Regions from separate parts of the Mus musculus genome. Here all the other regions are linked to region 4. Evidence: chromatin loops called from intact Hi-C (ENCODE). Cell type or tissue: heart. All regions are shown on one strand. Links, peaks and the distances in the headings refer to the core of each region. The heading gives the core; the rest is flanking DNA. Region 1 has its middle 5.1 kb from the start of Rassf9. Region 2 holds the start of Rassf9 (Ras association (RalGDS/AF-6) domain family (N-terminal) member 9). Region 3 has its middle 220 kb from the start of Rassf9. Region 4 has its middle 170 kb from the start of Rassf9.

Region 1 (6,210 bases), core at 618-5,617, 180 kb before region 4:
TGATGTGGCCGGGCAAATTTATTCACTGAAAAATTGATGATATTGAAGCTCAAAGAAAGGTATGAATACTGGGCCTGCATTCTTAGGGGTATTCTAGCTTTAGGTGCCAGTTCATCTACTTTTAATTCCAAAACAAACAGAAATAAAAGATAACTAACAGGTTTTTGTTTTTTTTTTAGTGAACAAATTTCAGTTTGAGGTTGTTGGTGTTTGGCATTTCATACAACATAGACAGAGTGGGTAAACCTTCCAAACTTACATTCTTGCCATTTTAGAAGTTAGAAAATCATAACCACAGTCTATAAAAATCCAGTTTCAAATTATGAATTTCTTCATAGGTTATAGGCGTATTACTGTTTTGTACCCATACAAAGTTTCATATGCATCCTAGGTAGTAACAGATATTTCTGTAGGTACCAGAGCCCTTACTGTGTATATGCCCATTCGTGTGACTTCTTTAACCATCATTATTTAATTCAAGGTTCTATCCCCCAAAGCCAGATTGGGGATTAAATTTTCATTAGATGATTTCAGACTGAGTCATAATCCAATCCATAACAATTATTGTTATGACTTTCATACACATGAGGTTAGAATGGTTTCACAGAAACAGGAAAGAAAATAACACAGTGAAAATTCTGACAACACTCAGAAAGCACAGGGTGCATTTTATAAAAGCAGCAGTTTCCTCAACCCAATCTATAGGAGGGGAGTATCAATGAATGGACAAAATGGGTATAGGGGATTTATTAAAGAGTTGATAATGTTTAAATAACAGTAACACTTATATAATCACATCCCTCAACTATGTGACTTTCCTCCATACTCAAAGGATGTGTTTCTTTCATTTCTCCATATTACAAATGTAATGTACCAAGAACACAATTTAAGGGTGGTCTTTTAAATCATTCCCATCCACACATGCCATTGGACTAACGTTTTCGTAAGCTGGAATTATGTCATTTGTTCTTTGAATAGCAGTGCATGCATAGGATACAAATTCCATAAGCATTTATTTTTCCCAAAGAACAAGTCAATTTCTAAGTTCTATATCTATTAAACACGAGGCAAATATAAATGGAACGAAGGATCGTCATCAACCAAATGAATTACCATTCTGTTTTTATCGTTTTTCTTAGTAATAGGTTAACTAATTTTACCATTTGCTAAAATCATTATTGTTAAAATCATTAGCATTTTCCTTTGTATAATTCTTTAAATTCAAGCATATTCTACTTAAAATTTAAACTAACATAATGCTTTTCAAAAGAGAAAATCAGACATAAGACTTTATGGTTTTAGGTAATATTTGAATAAACCTCAAGGGTTTAAATAGAACAAGTAGAAATCTCTTTTAAAACTTTCAAATGCTCTAATTGAAATTAAGTGTGAACCTTTTCTCTAACTTACAGATAGAAGTGATTGGTGTCATGATTTAACTTCTGAATCTGATGCAATACCTTGCTAGTAATTCTCTGCAACAGATATCATCACTCATAAGGAACTATGTAAAGAATTACACCAGGTATAGTAGTGAATGTATGTAATTCCAGAGCTCATACACTAAAGCAGGAAGAATATGAGTTCTAGCCTGGCAAGTTTGAGGCCATCCTGGATTATGATATTGAGTTTTTCTGGGTAACAGAAAACTGAGACTACTTCTAGCAAACAGAACGCAAAGCTCAGGCTGTAACTTAGTGGAACAGCACTTCCCTAACATGCATAAAAACTGTTTGGTCCCTAGCACAGCAAAATCAAAAAAATCCACCTAAATAACATATAGAAATATAGAATCTTATTTCTTTCCATATCAATTTTTATTCACTAAAAAAGTTATCTACTTTAAAAGTAGCCTAGAACTTCAGAATGTGAATACCTTTATGTTACTAAATGTGCCACACGTCTTGTAGAGACAAAACATTGGTTATTTTGCAAAAACACTTCTAGTGCGTTGTAGTTTCCTCGTGTTTTTTCTTTTAAATGAATATTGCAAAAGAGCCATGCCCAACTTTAAAAGTACAAGAAATTTATAAATTAATTTATTCCCTTCTGGGTTCAGAACTCAAAGCAGAAACATGTATCTTTACGTGAATGTGATCTCCCTTCAGGCGACAGACTTCAGCTTTGCTTTGGTTTTGTTGTTGTTGTCTTGTTTTGTTTTTATTTTTATTTATTTATTTATTTTTATAGCTTGAAGTTGACTTCAAGCTATAACTAGCTCACTGGCATACCCAATGTAATCTATTTTGTTTCTATTCCCTGCAAGCCAAACAGCTGAACACAGAGGTCTCATTTCTGGGCCTCATGGACACAGAGAGTATCTGTGCTTCTCAGGCCAATTCTAAAATCACCTTGCATTCTAAGTTGACTCTGGTTTTGAGTTATTCTCCAGTTAATCAGTAGCTCACTTTCACTTCAAGGATAACATTAGGATAGCATTGTCTTCCTTTAGTCACCGAGTTGGGACAAAATAAGACGTTAAATACACAGCACCCTGTATAGTGAACAAAATAATACTTGATCTTATTTACTACAGATGAATGTAATTTTAAGATGTTTACACAGACATACATACAGCTTTTTAGAAATTTTGTTTAAATACCAGGTTTCCCAGCTTTCCAAACTTTCCCTGGGGTTGTGCAACATCTGCTAGTCCCAGCCTTTCATGGATCTGTCACCCATCCATTAGAGTTAATAACAGCCGTGGCTACTTAGCGAAAACATTTGGCCTTTTATTTAGGTCACAAGTATCTGGCCAACACCCAGCCAGTCAGCTATTCAAACACCGAGTTTAATTAATTAAAAGCTATTTTTAATGGAAACACCCATTGAAGCTGAATGACTCAGTCTATATCCCGGCTATATAAGTCCTACAAAGCTTAGGGGTGTCTTCCTAGCCTTTTATTGGGGAACCGAAAAGGCCTGGCCACCATAGGTCTTTTAGAGGAAATGGACTCTCAGCTCCTTCTCTTTGCCCACAACATTTCAAGATTCTTATTTCTCCCTGGTGGAAAACCTCTCGGGATATTTCACAAGCCCTGACACTTACATCTAGGAATTAAATGATGTTGTGAGGAAAGCCATGTCTATCCCAGGCTCCAGACACACTTTCTATAACCAAGAGCTGATTTAGGACAGGCAAGAACTGCAGATGACAGACGTGCACTGGGTAATAGCCACAGCGACCCCCACACAACCTTTCTGATTCAGCTGAACTATTTTTTATCCACAACTCCGGGTACATACTCGTTGTACACTCTTCTGTAGAAAGTTCTGTTGTGTCCAATGTCATTTTATCAGCCACATTCTGATGGGCTAAAGACCCCCACACTGGCGTTTATGTCTCCTATCAAACAGGCTGGAATTGTTTCTCACCTTCTCTCTTTTGTCCTATTAAGGATACAGTTTTTATTTTTCCCCCTTAATTGAGATTGGTGTTTTTTACAAAATCAGAAGAGCTGATTCATTTTAACAAGCTATCTAGTGTGTTATTTCTTCTCAGATTACCATGTAAGTGGTGACAAATTGGCTCGTAGTCACTTGTGTGTAATCCCAGACTTAGAACTTCAGGTTTGCTGTTCTTTTTAACACAGCCCCCAGGGAAAACTGGCTCCTACGAACACAGATGCTTCTGATAAAAAAAAAAGAAATCAAGCAAGCCAATTTAATTGTTAAAACGTGAAGAGGAAATGACTAGTACAGAGATTATAAAATGTCTGTATAAAATATTTTGAAGAAACACTTCCCCTTAAAGTTGCATTTCGTAAGAAAATTAGAAAACCAAATTTATACTTTCTTCATTTTCCAAAGCAGAAACAGGAGGCTCAGACCAGTTAACCATTACCTATAGTCCCTAAAAGGAAATGTCAGAGTTGTAAAACAGTATCCAGTGTAGTTAGTACACTGCAACTTTAACTTCTGTGCAGCTTAGTGAAGTCATACATGCTAGAGTTAACGAAACTCAATGCTAACAGCCCACAATAAATACAGGGTTACAGAGCTGATTCTCTGAGTGTTTTAAAAGATATAAGCTGGAAACAGGATGGTATTTTTTCATGTTTATTTTAATTGCTATTATATATTTAAGCTATGTAACCGATGAAGAACATCTATGTAAAGCATTTTCTCTAATGGAACAAATGAGAAAATATACCCGTTTTCCATGATAAGAAAATCATGACATCCTTTGGGAAGTTTTTGGAAACAATTGTATTTTCCTACGGCAGGAGTAGTAGTAATCCAGTCATTAAGCAAAAGCTCTGGGTTTAATGCGTGGTTCTGTTGGCCTCCACGTTGTACAGCACTCTCTGGACTTGTTCACCTTACACATTTGCTGCTTTAGATTCTTTAGCAAGCATCTCCCCAATCGTCTCTGTCTCCTGACACTGGTAATGGGAGCTACATTTTCAAAAGCTTAACTTTCTAAGGTACTAGAGGAGGAAGACAATTGAGGTGTTGATGTAAGTGTCATGAATATGTGCCAAGCGCCACTTCCCATTGTATGAGTGTGAAGAGCAGCTCAACTAGTCTCAAAGGTACTTGTCAACAAGGAACTGGACTTCATGATACCAACAGAGCTCAGCTCCACACTTTAAAAATGAACTGTACCAACAATCTGTACATCTATTCCTGCTGATAGCCTACACAAGTAGGGCTTTTCTGTCAAAGTGTTTGTTTGTTTGTTTATTTATTTATTTATTCATTTATTTAACAGTTTTCACCTTTTGGTACCATTCGAATCATATTAAATAATATTCATTTATTTGGGGAAATAGTTATTTTGCCATTAGTAGGATTAATGACATATTTTTTTAAATTTCCAAATGCCAATATAAATATGAAAGGTAAGATATTAGTTACTTCTGTATGATTGTGATCAAGGTCTGACTTAACAATGTAAGAGAGTGAAGATTCACTTTAGCCCATGGTTCAGAGCAAGTTCGGTTCACTGCGGAATGGGCGGAGCACAGGGTGTCCTTGGTCACGGCTCAGCCATAGACCCAAGCACAGAGCACAGATGTAGACTAGGCATGACAGAACCTCTAAGGCTAACTCTAATGAGTGCTTTTTGCCAGGAAGGCCTCCACTTACTAAAGATTCCAAAGCACGTTGCAATCATAACATGGAAAGTATGCATTTTCTATTTGGACTCAACTTTGTTCAGGGAGGGTGGGAGAGAATGAGAGAGAGAGAGAGAGAGAGAGAGAGAGAGAGAGAGAGAGAGAGAGAGGGAGGGAGGGAGAGGGAGAGGGAGAGGGAGAGGGAGAGGGAGAGGGAGAGGAAGAGGAAGAAAAGAGGAAGAGGAAGAGGATACATTAGCCATCATCTACCATCAAAATCATTTGGATTGCTCCTGAAACACAGTTGTTTACAGCATACTTACCTTGTTTTATAATTTTACATCTGTCTCTTCCTCATCAATGAACAGTTCAAGGACACATTGCTTCAGACCCTCTAATAATCCTTAAGAGTGACTGTTAGACAAGTGTTCTATTATATCATGAGAAAGTAAAAAAATCATGATTTGCCTTATTTTCAAGTTTTGGATAACTCTGGGAAAAGAGGTATTTAGGTTAATACCCCATGTCGACATTTTATACACAATATATCATTCACTTAGCTAAAGAACTATCAGTGAGAATTAGCCCTTCTCAGAACTATTATTTTCTTGGAGGAACTCTGATAAATTATATAACTCAAATAAATTTGGCTTCAATGTTGAATATTTTGAAGATTATTGTTGTACATAAATATGTTCATCCACAAAAGTCCATATCTCTTATACTGCACATGTAGAATATGATTTTTCTGACCATGTTATTAGCAGAGGAGAGCATCTGAATATTAAAAACCAGGCAAATATATAAAATCAGAATAAAGTTTCCTTTCCAATTACATATACAATGTCTTCTTGCCAGTGGATCAGACTTTATAAAGCATACATTTGTTGTTGTCTTTTAGGGATAGAGTTAGGTTTGCTACTTTCTTCATATTCCATTAAAGTAATATGCCTCATATTTTGTATTTCTTTCTGCTTTTAATAACTGAGGGATGGTAACATTTTGTGTTGTTCCCCATCATTATTGATACATAATTGACAAATAAAGATGCAACTGCTTAATATATACAAACCTCTCTGTGTTTAACTCTTTGACATGAAAGAGCTTGTTATGAAGAGTATTAATAGGATGTTTTATGTGAGAAATAATA
Region 2 (6,210 bases), core at 853-5,852, 170 kb before region 4:
ATTACCATGCCTGTAGGGTTGGCAGGTCTTAGAGTTTAGCTAGTTGGCAAATAGCTACAACACACAATAGAGGCTCTCCCCTCCTTCCTTCCCTCCCTTCCTCTCTCTTTCCCTTCCTCCCTCCTCTCCACCCTTCCTCCCTCTCTGACTCTCCCTCTTCCTCTCTCCCTCTCTCTCCTCCCTCTCCTCTATCTTTTGAGCTTCCAAACACACACCTTCTTCCAGGCTGAAGCTGGGCTGGTCTCCCTAGGCACAGCAGCCACAACAATCCCGCAGTTCAAAGTTAGGCAGCAATTGCACAACTTCCAGCAACTCTCTCAGCCAGCTGCTAATGAGCTTGAAAGCAAGGAACATCTGAGGAGTTGAAAAGGAAGCCTCCAGCCTTCCTCCTTTCACCAGAGAGACCCAGACACCCCTCCCAGGGCCCAGATTACTTTGAGATAAGGACTGTGTTATTTGCTTGCCTTGCCGGACAGACCATGGCTCCCTTTGGAAGAAACTTACTGAAGACACGACATAAAAACAGGTAAAAAAAAAAAAAAAATGAGTGCGTGTGTGTGTGTGTGTGTGTGTGTGTGTGTGTGTGTGTGTGTGTGTGTTGGATTCAGTTCCCTAAGCCTTTGGTTCTGATGAGAACTGTTTGGCGAGTCGGTCGGGATCTAGAATGAAGACCCAGCTAGCTCTTCAGACCATAGGTCCTGTATTGACGATGGACGTATCCCGAACAAGGATCATGGGAAATCATGACTGATTTTTAACTCTCTTTTCCCTTTATGGCAGTCTGAGTACACTAACTAACACTAACATTTTCTCTTTACTTTGTCTTGAACTTTTGGGGAGAGAAGAATCACAAGATCTGGTTTAGTTTAAGCGTTGCATTAGAATATCTCTTTTTGAAAAAGCTTAAGAGTTTGGGAAAGATACAACTAGGATTTCTAATCACTTATTGAAAGGAAAAATTAAAAAAAAAAAGTACAACTGCTGATACAATCTGGAAACAATGCTTTGGTCCCCTCTAAGAGTGGAGCATTTCTAAAATCTGGAAAGTTCCCAATTGCGAACATTCCCAGAAGGAGCTCTTAATGGACTGTGTGTCTTTGAGAACTTTAGGTGGCTTAGGCGTTCAAAGAGGAGACAAGCAGCTATGTGCTTCACTTTATTATTGCCACTATACTTAGAGTTAATGCATGTACTCTGCATACTGAGAGAGAGAGAGAGATTGGAAGGGGGGATTTGGAATAATGGGATAATATCTATATATTTCACTACCATAACTAATTTACTTATACTCAAATATTACATTTTATGCAAACAATGAAATGATTATTTGAGACAGGATTTATTTTTTTAATATATCTGTTTTGGCAGATATAATAAAATGGGCTTTCCAGCCATTCTTCTCTCCTCTTCATTATGCCTGTTTGCGCTTGTCATCTTCTGCTTAGTGTAAATTTAAATGGATACAATTACAAGGTAGGAAATGATATAATTATTTTAAAGTGTCTGCCTGATAATACAGGAATACGACTTTAACGTGATTCTGCGCGCCTCTGTTTTGTACACGAATATCTACTTGATTTAGTTGATTGAATTTCTTTAAGAAACTACAAAAGCTATAGTATATACTGTGAAGCCGTCTTAATCACTTGTATGTGTTACTTGTGTGACAAATATGATAAATATTGTATTTTTTAAATCAGGATGCTTTATTACATGTTACGAGACAATGGTTTCAGTTCATTTTAATAGCTTGTGATAACCATTACAACTAGCTTCATGTATTAGTAGTGACAAGGTCTTTAATAATATTCCAGATAAACCAACTCCAGCTTCCCTGCCTCAATTCAGCTGTGGATTCTAGTTGGGTTACTACTGTAGCATTTTCATATTTCTTTAAACACTATGAAATTGTGTAAAAAGTATTTTGGGTTTATTGTTTTTTTTTTCTTTTTTTTTTTAACAAATTGTGCTTCTGCAACCAAATCCTGTCTTCGGAATTGTTGGTTGTGAAGAGTGCTTCACCAGTTTATGGATTTCATCACTTGTGTACCAAGAAGAGAGCACTAAAACCTTTGAATGCACCCCTGAATGTCCTTTATCAAACTCCATAGTCTGTTTCCATTGTGTTGCTTCTGTGACTGAGCCTTCTGGTCTAGCCATAAAACAAACACTCTCAGCAGGATACTTTAAACTCAAAAATTGTGATGAAGAGATAAGAACAGAAAAACTGGAAGTTTAACAGCATTTCAGGTAGCCCTTGAGAAAACAGAAAGCTGTTGCTAAGGGTCATGATTTATGAAGACCTCAATTTGAGGGTGTGAGCAAAGGCAGTAATGAGGAGGATGTGTGCAAGCTACTCCAGTGATTAATTGCTTCCTTTTACAGATTTTTTACTTTTTAGCCTCGAGTAAAAACAGAGGTGGGAGAAAGAAAGAAAGAGAGAGAGAGAGAGAGAGACAGAGAGAGAGAGAGAGACAGAGAGAGAGACAGAGAGACAGAGACAGAGACAGAGAGACAGAGAGAGAAAGAGACACAGAGAGAGAAACAGAGAGAGGGAGAGGAGAGAGAGAGAGAACAGCATAAGTCAATGACATAAAATTATGAGCATTTGAAACTGAGTATTAAAAATGTCATTTTGGGCCTTGAAATAATATGGCAGTATATATGAGGTCTTGTTGTTTGGGTTGGTCTGTATACCATCTCACAGAAAAACAACTAATGAAATGATTTCAGGGTTACTTTTATCCACTTCATTGACCAGGATCTATAGGGCTTAAGTAACCTCACCTGACCACCTAAATAACAGATCTGTTCACTAAATGATGAGGCAGTCAGATGCTTAACAGAGAATGTAATTGATAATAGTTATCTCATAGGAACTAACAAACCAACTAAAATGTATTCTGTAAGATACACATTTTGTGGGTTTATGAATATATATGTATAATTTGTAAAACAAAAAAGAATTAACATGTTGTTATGTTATCAAGATAGTGAAGAGAATGACGCTAGAAAGGCTTGCATCTTTTCAAAAGACAGAAAGACTGCTGAAAATTTGGGGAGGGGTTGTGATTATACAAATTTGAGAAGCTTGAATATTAATTTTCATTTTTGCATGTCTTTTTCACTTTTCCTTTTTTTTTTGTGGAGTAGTGTTATATCACCCAAGACTAAGAACTATGCTCTGAATAGGTACATATTCGAGAGTTTTAGATATGAACATGATATAAATGGAGCTGCAAAAGATGAGGCATAAGAACTTTCAGCCAACAAGGTCTAGCACTCATAGAGGGTGGAGTCATATCTGTCTAGACATCATTATGTTTTCATGCCTAGAAGAGTGCCCGGTGCGCTGTAGACCTGTAATACAGTTGTTTGTTTAGTTTTGTACACTAAGTTATAATTTCTCCTCAACCTAGGAAGACCATCATTACTTTATTCCTTATTTGGCATATGATGCATGCTAGTGTTGCAGAAAAATCAATACTCAAGACAGCTCAATTGACACTGGTGTTTCATTAAAGCATTTGGCAAGTTTTCTTTGGAAAATTCAAGAATATTGCAGGGCCCCAAATATTTGGGGCTTTTAACTTTAAACTTTCATGTAAATGGACGAGCCCCAAGTTAAAGACTTTAATTATTATAATCAGCAGTAATCTGCTTAAATGTTCTAATTGTATGTTTAATTAGAAAAAGACCATTTTCAAAAGGAATTGGATTGCTTATTTTATTTTCAGAATAATAAGAAAAACTGTGACAGGAGCCTGATTATTGTTGCACATTTTACTAATAAGACTTTTGTTCTAGAGACTGCCATATCCAGGGATCCATCCCATAATCAGCTTCCAAACGCTGACACCATTGCACACACTAGCAAGATTTTGCTGAAAGGACCCAGATAGAGCTGTCTCTTGTGAGACTATGCCGGGGCCTAGCAAACACAGAAGTGGATGCTCACAATCAGCTATTGGATGGATCACAGGGCTCCCAATGGAGGAGCTAGAGAAATTACCCAAGGAACTAAAGGGAACTGCAACCCTATAGGTGGAACAACATTATGAACTAACCAGTACCCCGGAGCTCTTGTCTCTAGCTGCATATGTATCAAAAGATGGCCTAGTCGGCCATCACTGGAAAGAGAGGCCCATTGGACTTGTAAACTTTATATGCCCCAGTACAGGGGAACACCAGGGCCAAAAAGTGAGTGGGTGGGTAGGGGAGTGGGGGGGGAGGGTATGGGGGACTTTTGGGATAGCATTGGAAATGTAAATGAGGAAAATACCTAATAATATATATATATATATATATATATATATATATATATATATACTTTTGTTCAATGTGACTGCAAATATAGAAAATCTAGGTTGATATTTTTCCAACAATGTATTCAGTTTTTGACATGGACAACTAGAAATTAAGAATATTTATAAAAATTTTAAAGAGCTACTTGCAGTTCAAGGCAACACTGAATGCTTAATTAGAAGATGTGACTTTTGTGCTTTGCTTCAAACAGCATCAGTCTGTTTCAAAAATCACACTGGCTTTGAGGTTATGACTCTCCTACCTCTGCTTCCTGAGTGTTGATATGACAGGCATATGCCACCAAACCTTGTACAAGATATGATTCCTAACACTTGAGGAGATGGAGTTGGTTGAAATGCTCATCAGTTTTTCCTGGAAACAGAATATTACTGTTGTGTAGAAGAATCCCATATATTCCTACTAAATAAATATTTACTAACTACAAATAGACGATACAGTTAAATAGGCTTTTATCATTATTTTTGAGGCCCATTTGAACTTTCCCTAACTTCTGCTTGAACTCTTTCAGAAGGCTTTTGCTAAAAATTGCGAAGTGGGTCACTCTCTTGCAGGCTACATAGACAGTCTATCTCTTATCAATCCTAAATTAAAGGGTCCCAGAAAATACACCTTAATGGGCATATCTGGAAAAGTCTGGCTTTACACCTTTTAATAATTACTTAAAGCCTTGGTGTCCATATTGCTGTTAGGTAACTAGAATATACCTGACAGTATTTTGAAAACAAGAATATACATCATAAATAAATCCTTCTAACTATTTCATCAGAAAGAAGAATTAGGTTTTGTGGATAGAGCCAAAATTTTAGACAGGAAGACTGTCTCCTTTCTGTAGTTAGAAGTAGAAAATACCAGGTAATTGTTTTTTCTCTTATAGTTTCAAATGGAGACTTAGAGTGTTCAAAAAGATGGATTAAGAATTTTGAGAACTGCCAAATTTTTGAGCCTGTAAATCTTCATTCTCCAAGTTTCTGAAAAGTTTTCCCCTGTTGGTACCTCGTATCTTAAGTAGTTGTTAGTTTGCAGCAGACAATCCGTTAGGAACAATGACTGGGTTGCTTTCTCCCTGACAAAAATAGCCCAAGAGCATTGGCAGAGATGAAACAGTTTCCAGGTTAAAACTTGTATTGCTTTGGAAATGAAAAAAAAAAAAAAAAAAAAAAAACCAAAAACCTTGAGCCAACTTAGGCAGCCTAACACTTACTGTGTAATATGTCTCAATAGGCATCAGACCAACAAGGAGCTCATGCCAGTAAAAGCATTTGAGAGAAAATTGTTTTAAAACAAGTTAAACAATTTATGGCTCACTAACAATTTAATTTAGAAAATGTCTTGATTAAGTTTACTGAATAACACAGCATTACATTTATTTGATGTACAAGTATAGAGGAGCTGACAACCATTCTGAGAATTCAGAGAAGTTAACTCTAACTTATAGATAGAGATACATAGATACATAGTTGTATATACATATGCCCATGTACATATATCTAAGACAGATATATGATACATATATCACACACACACACACACACACACACACACACATACATATACATATACATATACATATACATATACATATACATATAAGATTTAGAGAGAGAGAGATAGAAATAAAAAAGTATGTATAGAGTGGTAAAGATAAAGATAGATGGAGGTATATAATAGATTCCAAAAAAAAAAAAAAAAGAATGTTGACATGGGATATGAGTTCTCTACTTCCAGGTACATGTAGATACTGCATGGCCTTAAAAAGCAATCTGTCTCTAGCATATTTACTTTCTAAAATAAGCCTTTTTTGTAATATCTGTACTGCATGTATGCTAAGGGGAAAAGTATAGCACATTTCAGTCTTCCATTGCTCTTTAATGGATTTTTTTGTGT
Region 3 (6,210 bases), core at 699-5,698, 49 kb after region 4:
AATTGTCACATCAGTTCTATAAGGATGAAAACGGAGATGTAGCAATGAAAAGGGAGCCCCAGGGTCGATGGTGCTGAAATGTGTGTGCTTCTAATATTCGGCATTCTAACGCTGTTACCAAGGTGAGGTTCAAATATTTTGTTTTGTTATACAAAGATCTGTATTTAATTTGCCTGTTTCAACATCTAGTGCCACCTAAGATGGAAAAGTTGTATAAGAATTCTCCTATTCCAAGATATACAGACTTTTGACAGGGGAAGGAAACAGGGTCACTCTTTTCATTGTGTAGACATAATCCGTTTTATAAAGAAGGATCTTGGCTGCTGTGTTCAGGTGTCTTTGGAGTCTGTGCTTTGCTTCCTCAGCAAATCAGAACAAAAGAGAAGAAAACAGGTTTTTTTTTTTTTTTTTTTTTTTTTTTTTTTAGCTATCATGCTGTGCTGCAGATAGTTGAAGTGAAATATTGCGTAATAAATTGTTTTTGGCAACGCAGTTTCCTCCCTAGAACTGGATATCAAAATGTGGTTCCCATTTTTCCACGAGTGTGTTAGAAGTTCCATTCTGTGTGACGTCGGAGATGCTGATCCAGGATGTGGACTAGGAAGGACCAGGTCACAGTGATAGTACCCCACAGTTAGACATGCTAGTGTATTGCTCACTTTGCTAGTGAGAACTTTATTTAAAATGAATATCTGCCACGAATACTGTTATGTCATCATTATGATTTGTGGGTTTTTTTCCTCCAATTTATTGAATAATCCAATAATCCAATTTACATAATCCAATGAGGTTTAGTCCAAACAAACTGTACTTTAAAATTAGTTATTTGGGGGAGACATACAAAGGTGAACAAGAAAAATAGCACTGAGAGAAGTTAGAAGATACAGTGTTAAGCAAACCTCAACTTTCTTTTTTTTTTTTTTTTTTTTTTTTTTTTCCATTTTTTATTAGGTATTTAGCTCATTTACATTTCCAATGCTATACCAAAAGTCCCCCTTACCCACCCACCCCCACTCCCCTACCCACCCACTCCCCCCCTTTGGCCCTGGCGTTCCCCTGTACCGGGGCACACAAAGTCTGCGTGTCCAATGGGCCTCTCTTTCCAGTGATGGCCGACTAGGCCATCTTTTGATACATATGCAGCTAGAGTCAAGAGCTCAGGGGTACTGGTTAGTTCATAATGTTGTTCCACCTATAGGGTTGAAGATCCCTTTAGCTCCTTGGGTACTTTCTCTAGCTCCTCCATTGGGAGCCCTGTGATCCATCCATTAGCTGACTGTGAGCATCCACTTCTGTGTTTGCTAGGCCCCGGCATAGTCTCACAAGAGACAGCTACATCTGGGTCCTTTCGATAAAATCTTGCTAGTATATGTAATGGTGTCAGCGTTTGGATGCTGATTATGGGGTGGATCCCTGGATATGGCAGTCTCTACATGGTCCATCCTTTCATCTCAGCTCCAAACTTTAAAATTAGTTATTTGGGGGAGACATACAAAGGTGAACAAGAAAAATAGCACTGAGAGAAGTTAGAAGATACAGTGTTAAGCAAACCTCAACTTTCAAACTTTGGCAATCCTGAATCCGAACAAAGCTCTAAAGTCATCCTGACACATAAAAAGCTTTAGAACTTTTAGTAACCAGGCTGTGCTCTCGGACGTAACGGCACTGTTCTATCCAGCTATTTACATCTGAATTCACTAATAGTTTTATCTCTATCTTTAAACTATCATTAATTTTAAGTAGATAATTTGAAGTGTCTGAATATTACTTCAAGTGGAATAATACTCAAAAACACAGAGAACTGCTTTAATAATGCTAACAGCCCTAGGTATTCAAGTTTATTTATTTTAGAATGATACTGGATTAAAGTTGGTTAATAAAACACCCACATACTGGTGAACTGGAGACAACCATGATCAGAATGCCCTAGGCTGAGTACTCAAACCTGCAAACCTTGTAGGAGCCATGGACAGAGGAGTGTACTGTGCCTGGGAATCTGGCTTGTCGACAATTGTCAGAGTTCAGTTTTCAAGAAGGAGCCAGTATTCCATCCTCCTTAATGAGAATAGTGCTTTAGAAAACCATTGTCTTAGATATCCACTGAGCTTAGCTGGCTTTTTGCTTCTCTGAAGTAAGTTTCCCTATTGGGTTGCCCACTTCTTTATTTACCTGGCTGCTTTTTAACCATTTACAAGACTCAAAACAAACTCTGTGATGAACATGTCATGGTAGGATGATGTGTTTTTCCTAGAGTGTGTTTGCATTTCCTTCTGCAGATGCCTACCGTTATCAGCAAAATATAATTCCCTTAACATAACTGGGGTTTTAACTTGGACGTGGGAAGTGTACTCCATCTCTACTTGGAAGTTTTGCACATATATTTTACCAGTGCTCTCAGGTAAACTTTGAAAACATTTTTAATTTGTGTGTGTTTAAAGATTTGACAATCTCTTCTCAACAGTCTGACCTTTCGATTCTTTCCTACAGCAATGGTAGGCACTATAAAAGAATAGGACCTCAGCCAGGATCCTGTTTTTATGGATTTTGAGGAGGGGGTGTTCTTTGGATATTTGACCCTATTTAATCTGTCTCAGTTAAAATAATAGACCAAATTTTTATTACAGCTATGCAAAGCAGGACCCTAGAACAGACATGTAATATATAATTAATGAAAATCCATGCTGCTAATGGTAGTTTAAGTGGTCAATGGGATTCCCTGGGGATCCTGAGAAAGTACACAGAAAGCCTGCACGCTGTTCATGCTCTGGATTCAAGATGAACGCCATCTTTGCCTATTACTCATGCTATGGCTTCTCTCTCCCTCCTCCCCCCTCCCTCCTCCTTCCCCTCCCCCTCCTACCCCCTCCATCTTCATCCCCTTTCCTCTCTCTCCCCCTCCCCCTTCCCTCCCTCTCCCTCTCCTCTCCCTCTCTCTGTCTCTCTGTCTGTCTCTCTCTGTCTCTATCTCTGTCTGTCTGTCTCTCTCTCTTTCTCTCTCTCTCTCTCTCTCTCTCTCTCTCTGTGTGTGTGTGTGTGTGTGTGTGTGTGTGTGTGTATGTGTGTTTCTGTCTCTTCTCCTCCTATACACATGTGTAATATGTGTAAATATCTACTTTATTGGTATGGATGAAATTCAAACACAAAAGCAGGCAATGTCATATACAATGGCCAGCAACACTACGGCAGAAGTTATTACTGGTTATGGTGTTGCAATAAAGAAATGACCAGGACTAGACATAACTTGTAGCAAGATGGTTAGTAAGGAGTCCAGCTGTGCCTATTTAGGATCGATCTAATCGAGGTGTGGTGCCATCTAGTGGCAAATTTCTCTCTATCAAAAATGCTAATGAAGCCAATTCTAGGCTCTTGAGTTAAGAACTAATTTTTCTTTGCATCTCAGGAAGCCTGGAGTCTTTCCTCAGCACCTTTGAGGAGTCTTTTTAGGGAAGTAACACAGCAAAGACCTCTCAATGCTCTCTGGCAGGTTCTCTCAGCTTTTTGTCTGATGCTTGCCCCAGAGTGGTGTCAGGGGATTTCCCTTGCTTCTTATTTCAGACTGAGTTTCAGTAAACTGGGTGTAGTACCAGTTCTGTAGCACTTCAAACGGGAAAATCCTGGCAAGGATCATCTTGTCATAGCTGCAGCATTTGGGGAGTTTGCTAGGAGTATAGAAACAGGATTTTGTGCATGCCTTCTAGTCCCATTTGCATGCCTATAAACTGAGCAGATTCCAAGGGGCCCCTTCCTTGACACCACACTAAACACACCAATAGAAGCCCGCAGGGTAGTTGCTTGCCTGGTTATTTGTATTAAAAGGAGCTGGTGAGGAAGGAGGGGTGAGGCATCCTCTAACTGGCACTTACACTCCTTCAAATTTTTATTGAGACTTCAGATACTTTCCTTTTATGTGTCCATCTGCTGCTTCTACCTTTTATATTCTTTCAGAGAAAAAATAGTTTGTCTCTCTGTTGTCTAGGTAGGGGTCTTACCACCATTTGGAATCTGCTTAATCTTGTCCCCTAACAATCACTGCTTTCTGAAGAAATCAAAAGGTATTGGAATATGGAGAGTCTTCCATCAGTTAAAGTAAAAGATAGCAGATTCCTAAGAATTCCTATACCATGACAGAGGTAGGGTGAAAACTAGTAGGTAGGTAGTGTGGAAACTAGTTATATTGAACTATAACCTTGATGCATTAGTTTTACTGCTCCAGGTCTCTTGTTGACAGAGCGTTTTTACTTTCTGGTATCAGTGACACGTCTATGCTGCTATGATACCTTGCTCACATGTCTATCACTAGCAGCTCTGGGAACACTTCTGAGCCAGTGAATGCATCTGATGTGCCATTACAATAACTCACACATTCATATTTGATGAATATTTGCTATGAAGAATCCTCTTTTGCACTAGAGCTTTGTAACTGTATTGGGTGTTTTTATCAACTGTATAAGCAGGCTTCAGAAGTGTACTGGCTGGTTTTGTGTGTCAACTTGACACAGTAATTTGGAAGTGTAAGCTGAATAAACCCTTTCCTCTCCAACTTTCTTCTTGGTCATGATGTTTTGTCCAGGAATAGAAATCCTGACTAAGACAATTTGATACCAGCATAGTGGGATATTCCTGTGACAACCTGAACATGTTTTGGGGAGAATTGTGGAAGCACTTTGGACCTTTCGTCCAGAAGATTCATTTGGTGTTAAGAGCTCTGTAGGATGTTGTGTAGGAGCAGGCAAGATAATGTTGAAGAAAGAAAGTATTTTAGTGGTGCCCACAGTTAAGAGACTTTAAATTTTTAAAAGGCTTTGAATTTTAAAAGATATTGGATATTTTAAAAGGATTGAACTTTTAATATGTAAAGACTGTTGGACTTTTAAAGTTATTTAGATCTTGGGGATGAAAAAGAAAATAAGGGTTGAGACTTAAGAGTGATTTGTTTGTGTGTCAAGTTGACAAGGGGTCAGTTGTACTGGCTGGTTTTGTGTGTCAACTTGACACAGGCTGGAGTTATCACAGAGAGAGGAGCTTCAGTTGAGGAAATGCCTCCATGAGATCCAGCTGTGAGGCATTTTCTCAACTGGTGATCAAAGTGGGAGGGCCCATTCTGGGTGGTGCCATCCCTAGGCTTGAAGTCTTACTTCTATAAGAGAACAAGCTGAGCAAGCCAGGGGAAACAAGATTGTAAGAAACATCCCTCCATGGCCTCTGCATCAGCTCCTGTATTCTGACCTGCTTGAATTCCACTCCTGACTTCCTTTGGTGATGACCAGCAGTGTGGAAGTGTAAGCTGAATAAACCCTTTCCTCCCCAACTTGCTTCTCGGTCATGATGGTTTCCCCAGGAATAGAAACCATTACTAAGACAACAAGTGTACAGCCTTTATAATAAAATATAAAACCTTGTTCCCCATAAAGTTTTTTATTTAGATTAAAGTTCTTGAAATTCTTAGTAATTCCTGTCTTGAGTTTCATGTCAAACCTGGGAGATGATGTGGTACAGACTGAGTGGTGTTGGTTCAAGGGTGGACTCAGGGCTATAGGGTTGATACTGGAATTAAGCAACTGAAAAGGAGGCAGAACATATAGTTGCAAATGACAGGAAAAACAGGGCACTCTGTGTCCCTTCAATGGCCAATGTGATCTGAAGCCACATTAATAACTATGGTATAAAATATATCTGGTGGTAGCTGTGTCCTTGGCTATAATAAAAGTGATTCAACTTCTGAGCATGTGATTCAACATTGTCACCATGGGAAGAATAGAACTGGGCATTCCATTGCCAGAGCATATCATGGAGCATGTACACAAAAACTAACTCTTCCACTTGGGGAATCCACAGGACTGTTAATGCCAATGCATATATAGAATGTTAGGGCATCTTTCACAAAATGGAAAAAGTCTTCATAGTACAATAGAACACTTCAAGAACCGACTGGGATTCTTCAATAAATGTGGGAGACTGGCTTAGTGCAGCGATGTTGGAAATCAAATATTCACAACCTTCCAGAAAGAAATTACAAAGAAAACATAATTTCCACATGAACCTAAAATTAACTGCTGAAACAACTTTAAAATTGCTCTTCCTTTTAATCAAGAATACAAAGATAAAATGCATTAGGAGACATTTTGAGTTATAGATGTATCATGAATCCACTTTTTGCTTCTTAAATTGAGCCCTCAAATTACAGGATATGTCAGAGGAGTATTAAAATAT
Region 4 (6,210 bases), core at 410-5,409:
CTGCTAACAGCTATATTTGCCACTGCTAACCTAGATACACACGAGTTCTGTGTAAAATGGGCATCAATGAGTAAAGTTAGTAACCTCTGTCAGTTTTGGGGATGAGATGGGATGTACCAAGCTGTCCTGAGAGAATCAATAGGAACACATTGCATGACTGCCTCCTCCTTCAACTGCTTTGGATCCTCAGGTTATGTTTGTATCTGTCACCTTGGATTCACAGACAGGAGCCTTGCATAATTGTCCTCTGAGAGGTTCTACATACCAGATGATCGCAACAGATACGGAGACCCACACCCAAGTCTTAGACCAAGCGTGGGAAGTCTTGTAGGGGAATTGGAGTAAGGATTGAGGGACCTGGAGTGGATAAGAACTCTTCAAGAAGACCAACAGAGTCAACTAAACTCGGCTCCCAGAGACTGGACCACCAACCAAAGAGCATGCCCAGGCTCCCTGCACATATGTAGCGGATGTGCAGCTTGGTCTTCATGACCTGCACTGACTTGATGTGCCAGGATGGATTGGTACCTGGAGGGACCTCCCGTTTCTCAGAGATGAAGGGGACAGGTTGTAGGGAGGGGCTGTGTGAGGGGGGACTGGAAGTAAATTGGAGAGCTGCTATTGGGATATGAAGTGAATGAATGAGTGAATGAATGAATGAATCAATCAATCAATCAAATAAATGGAAAAAATGAAAAGGCACATTCAGACACATCCTATATGCAATTACTAATACCTGCCGGATGTTCTATATTTACTTACACATAGTCATACAGTGTTTAAACATTATGCTCATACTGCTAGAATAAGCTATAACTGTTTAAGCTATTCATATACTAATATACCTCCTCACCATGTAGCTCACTCAGAAAGAATCTGTGATGATTTGTTTTAGATCTCACCTTGACTTATCAGTGGATATCTGGATCCATGTTCTCCTTCGTGTTTTCTCGGACAGAGATTAACATTTATACTTGATAATATTGCTGCTTTATCTAAAAAGTTTGCATGTTTATAATTCCTCATATCCGGCTGTTTCAGATGTGTATACAGGTTTATCCTATCACTGAAATCAAACTGAACATTTTCTCTCTTGGTCTTGAGGCTTATTGTCATGGAAGTAAAAATATATCACTAAGACTTCTCATTCTCTGATTTACTAATTTATTTTGTAGCTCTTGAAGCATGGCAGTCTCATCTATGAACCAAATGCTTAAAATATGCCTTCCTCTATAAAATATCTATTATATATATATATATTATATATATATATATATACATATGTGACATATATGATATCATATATTATATACATATGTGATGCACTGTAGCTTCTAGCACATCTCGGATTCAATCAGTACTTAGGTTTTGCGCTATGACTATATTGCTGTTGCCACACCAACCCCAAGCCAGGCTGCCATCTTTGAACTGGCTAACAGAAGTACAGATTGCTTTTGTTTCTACATCCCTTTTCCTCCTCCTTTTTAAAATTTCTGACTGTGGAGCTCTACACCTTCATTACTATGCAGTTCTTAAGCAAACATGGGACCTAGAGGGGAAAGTAGCTATGAACTCACCCCTAATCCTCGACTTCCCAACATGGAAGTCATGCAGTCATTGAATAGACAAAAATTGTGCCTTTACTCTACCTCAGGCTTAGTGAGTAGTGTGTGCTGAAGCAGACAGGAAGCAGCACTGGGCAGGTCAAACCACTCCGAAAGATGCTGTCCTACATGTTTGATTTATCTTATGGCCTGTGGCATTAAGGGCTTTAAGCAGGCATATATTTTTTTAAAACTATATAGTACCAAAACACGAATAATCTTAAATTAGCAATTATCTCAAAAGTCCATATGTAATTATTGCAGTTTAATGACAACCTGTCCCACTAGTTCTTAAATGTCAACCACTTTTTAAAGAATGAGGGTCGTGAACATTGTTATGGTAATTATCCACTTCCTTTGAAAGAATTTCTCCCTAAGATCCTTTGTTCAGAGAAAAAAAAAAAAAAAGAACAGTGCTAATAAAATGTCAAAAGAAGGAAAACATCGTCATCAAAGCTAGAGAACTAAATAGTTATTCAAAGAATAGTAATAAAAAATGTATACTAAAAACTTAGCCATTTAACTCAGGTAATCACAGGCAGCTCCCAAGAGAGTAAAAGAAAAGCACCATCTTTTATTACAGTAAATATCATTTATTTTTTCCACATATCATCCTAAATAATAGTTTTCTATAAGCTATCCTAAGGCAGGTTTTGCCAGAAACAACGGATTTCATGATCTCCGTACTCCAAGATCCACTAATGAGAGGACTTAATACTTGCCAGGTCCACAGGAACCCCTGTGAACAGTCCCAGTGGAGGAATCAAAGTTGACCAAAAAAAAAAAAAAAAAAAAAAAAAAAAAAGACAGAATAGTTAAGTAGACGCTGATGGCTGACATGGGGTCTGTCTTCTGGAAGCATTATTTGTGGGTGGGGGCAGGGAATTAGGAGGTTAAGATGCAAGTCCATTAAATCTCAAGCAGGCACTTTACTCATCTCCAAAGCAATAAGCAGTCGGTTGTTTGGAAACCATCTGAAAAGCCAATGAAATGTGACAAATTACAGTTGCTTGAAAAGATAGAATTACCAGGCAAGAGGTCATGGGAAGTACACCGGTCCAAAGAATTGGGGATGTGCATTGACTCAGGGTTTGGCTGAGATGAACCCAGTGAAGCTTGGAGATACACTAATGTCAGAACAAACACAGGAAGCCATGTAGAGAAGAGGTAAGGGTGTGGACCCTGGAGCCAGACAGCCTGGGACTGAAGCTGGTTTCCTCTAGCCACTCATTTGGCTGTAGGTCAATCTTCCTCCTTTATCTGTTGTCTCCATTGCTACACATCTAAGGCAGGGGTAATGCCGAATGTGTTTGCCACAGTATAGGAAACAAGACCGTAAAACACGTAAGAGCCATGGTTGGCACGTGGCAAATACCAAATGCCAGCTATTTACCATTTATTAATTTTAAAAGCCATCTGCTAGAAGAGGAAGAGAATTTGAATTATTAAAGTGAGGGGAATCTGAAGAGACTGCTCCGAACTGTTATCTTTCACAATAAATTACATTCAGCTGTCAGTAAAATAACCAACAGGGCTTGCTGTTGCTGCTACCCTCACGGCCAACCTGTGAGGCAGGTAACTATTGTTATCTCCACTCATAGTAGTAGAACATAAAGATTATTCAAAGTCAGCATGAAAGTCCTAGGAGATACAGGCATTTACCCTGAACCACCTCTAAGCACAACAGACTCCACCGCCTCTATAACAAGTCCCAGGTTCTAGTCATTTATTAAGACTCTGCCCCAAGGAAATCAGGACATTAGCTGCGTATGTTAAGGAAGGTTTTTCTTTTTAATTACCAATCTGCTTAATTGATATAGATCCATGATGGAAAGGTGGTAAAACTCAGCAGTATATGAGAAGAAAACAAAGCGACGCTGGTTGTGGGCTGTACTGTGTGCGCAGAGGTGAAGCATCTTTCAAATGCAGCGCTAATGTATTCCCAGTTGTGAACTTGCCGCGACGATGGCGACTCTCTCTGCTTTACTAAGAACTCCATGTCCACAATGCCCTGCTCTGAAGTTGTACACATTATGCAGCAACGAAATTATCAAATGCACTTACTCTCTCCTCGGGGAAGAGTAACAGGCTCACACCTTCTGCCACATTAACCTTTCCCTTTTTGTACTGAGGTTTTGCCTCCTGTTCGCTCTCCTGTTCCTTATTGCTTATAAACATTCAAGTCTCTGTAGCTTTTGCTGAAATGTGCAAGTTTTCCCAGGGCTGTGATCCCAGTTGATGTATCACTTGCTTCTTTCCCCCCTTCCTATGATATGCAAGTAACCATCTGCTGTTTTAAACGGCATTGTCGCCAGCACAAACTGTCAGAGGTAAGCTAGGAAGACTCAAATCTGTTACCACCCTGCAGGATAGAAAACCTGTTCTAAATTTCCCTAAAGGTTACCTATATGCAAAGCCTGCCTTGCTTCCATTTGAGGAGGTTAAAATGAAAAGGGGCTAGAATTGAGAATCGTTGATAATATAACTATAGCCAACCCTCTTAGTGAGAAATGCTTTAAGAGAAGTCTTTATCTTCATTTGGTATGGTGTTCAAATGTCACCAGACAAACAGCAGTCCTGGAATTTGGTTGAGATTTTTATGTAAGTCATTTGGACCTAGCCAAGAGCTGAGAGGAAACTTAAGCTTACAGTTACAGTCTGGGCAGTTCTTGAGGTTTCCTGCAGAACTTTATTAGATTTTGCCTGTTACGTTCATTCCCGTTGCTCTAGAGCAAATTACATTTTAGAGTCTTTCGAGGTAGCCAGTGCCAGCCCCCTATGGCCTGATTAAATGGTTTAATCTGGAATCTTAAAAAGGAAAACCAGCAGAGATCAGGGAGCCTGTTCTTAGCAGGGAGCTTGTTCTCACTCACTCATATATATATATGTGTGTGTGTGTGTGTGTGTGTGTGTGTGTGTGTGTGTGTGTGTGTGTGTGTGTGTGTTTGTGTGTGTGTTATATGAATATTATAATATATATGAATATTATAATATGTATAGTAGCTGAGTAGCTTGGTGTTCTTATGGAAATTTTAACAATGTGACCAAGGCCTACTCTTTTGCCTACTTGTGAGACGCCCCCTCTCCTCCTACTGGGTTACCTAGTTCAGCCTTGATGTGATGGGATGTGCCTAGTCTTATTGTAGCCTGTTATTCAATATTTCCTTGATATTCCTAGGATGCATGTTATTATTTGAGAGGAGGAGATGGGGTGGATCAGGGGAGAAGCGAGGCAAGCTGGGGTGTGGGGTGCAGAGAGGGGGAAGCTGCAATTGAAATGTAATATATAAGAGAAGAATAAAAACATATTTAAACAAGAAAAGACATTTTATTTCTGCTGTTAAAGCAAGTCGGCCAGAACCACTCCAGCAGAGGCAGAGATGCTACAGAGATACACATAGCCTTCCATTTATCCATCGGACTATTGAAACAATGACCCTCGAGAAATTAGAATCTTCCCAGCAATCTGATGCTGGAAAAGGCAAGGCAGATGCCTGGTGCCCACCAGATGAGGACCTCATCTGGTCGAGGAGATTTAGAATGTGTTAGCTCACCTCTTAGGAGAGACTACACCTGATACAATAGCATGAGAATTAAAAAATTGTCTATGTATACTTTATTTTTTAAAATATGAAAACTGTTCCTCACAGTGTTTTGAGATATCTGGATGAGAAGCCTTTTTTTTTTTTTTTTTTTTTTTAGATTAATCATCCCATTTGTTTACATCTCAAATGATATCCCACTTCCTGGTTACTCTTCCACAAATCTCTATCACACATTTGCCCTCTCCTCCCTCCCCCTTGCCTCTTTGAGAGTGCCCCCCACCCACCCACACTCTCCCTCCCCACTGCTCCAGCATTCCCCTACTCTGGGGCATCAAACCTTCCTGGGACCAAGGTCTCCCCTCCCACTGATGTCAGACAAGGCCATCCTCTGCTACATAGGTATCTAGAGCCACGGATCCTGCTCTTTACACTTCTTGGTTGGTGGTCTAGTCCCTGGGAGCACTGAGTAGTCCTGCCAGCTGATGCTCTTCCTATGGGGTTGCCGTCCCCCTCTGCTCCTCCAATTCTTCTTCCAGCTGCCCCACCTGGGTCCCTGAGCTCAGTCTGATGGTTGGGAGAAGGTTATTCTTAACAAATTGATAGCTACTGGAGTGCCACCAATAAGGTTACCTGTCTTACAAACCTTGAGTATGTCTGAACATAACCTCATCACAAGACTTAGGATCAACTGTATAGCACCAAGGGTTAGATAAGTGATTTCCTTTAAGGATGTTTAATGCATATGGAGAGGTACTACTCTGAGAAGTTAATGGGAATAAGAACCTTCTGTCTTCTACCTTTCCTACATATTCTCCTATAAATTCAACCTTTGACAAGAGAAGCAATTGTCATCCTGAAGCAGCACCCAGTGCTCAAATTTGATTTCTGGATCATTCTCTTTCTGTAGACTGAACACTGAAAAGATTCAGAAAATAGGATTTTCCTGGGTATATCAACCACACTCAGGGTAGCCCCATACAAGGTAGAGTTGATTAACATAAAATGGACTGTATGTGTCTGTGTGTATGTGTATATGTGTTTGTGTGTATGTGTGTGTGTGT

What was found. Hi-C counts contacts between places; a loop is a spot of excess contacts. Peaks named below come from ENCODE experiments on the same cell type or tissue, not always from the same donor. Only the 100,000 strongest peaks of a DNase experiment are listed, where the experiment ranks them.
Region 1: it touches region 4 in a loop (6-fold over the local background); 2 of 42 quality-filtered maps call a loop at or near these places.
Region 2: a loop joins it to region 4, with 6 times the contacts of the local background. A loop is called at or near these places in 2 of 42 quality-filtered maps.
Region 3: it touches region 4 in a loop (2.1-fold over the local background); 3 of 42 quality-filtered maps call a loop at or near these places.

What each region holds. Positions count from the first base shown.
Region 1 is chr10:102,503,993-102,510,202 of GRCm38, forward strand. No RefSeq gene overlaps it. Among named protein-coding and RNA genes, the nearest start is that of Rassf9, 5.1 kb to the right of the region's middle. In heart, for the core only: no CTCF peak of the experiment used is centred there; no DNase peak of the experiment used is centred there.
Region 2 is chr10:102,512,059-102,518,268 of GRCm38, forward strand. Rassf9 (Ras association (RalGDS/AF-6) domain family (N-terminal) member 9) reads left to right here and starts at 164. Exons shown (of 2, transcript NM_146240.4): 1 at 164-526. The coding sequence starts at 480. In heart, for the core only: no CTCF peak of the experiment used is centred there; no DNase peak of the experiment used is centred there.
Region 3 is chr10:102,732,114-102,738,323 of GRCm38, forward strand. No RefSeq gene overlaps it. Among named protein-coding and RNA genes, the nearest start is that of Rassf9, 220 kb to the left of the region's middle. In heart, for the core only: a CTCF peak has its summit at 3,323 (motif pointing left); no DNase peak of the experiment used is centred there.
Region 4 is chr10:102,683,322-102,689,531 of GRCm38, forward strand. No RefSeq gene overlaps it. Among named protein-coding and RNA genes, the nearest start is that of Rassf9, 170 kb to the left of the region's middle. In heart, for the core only: no CTCF peak of the experiment used is centred there; a DNase peak (open chromatin) is centred at 2,740.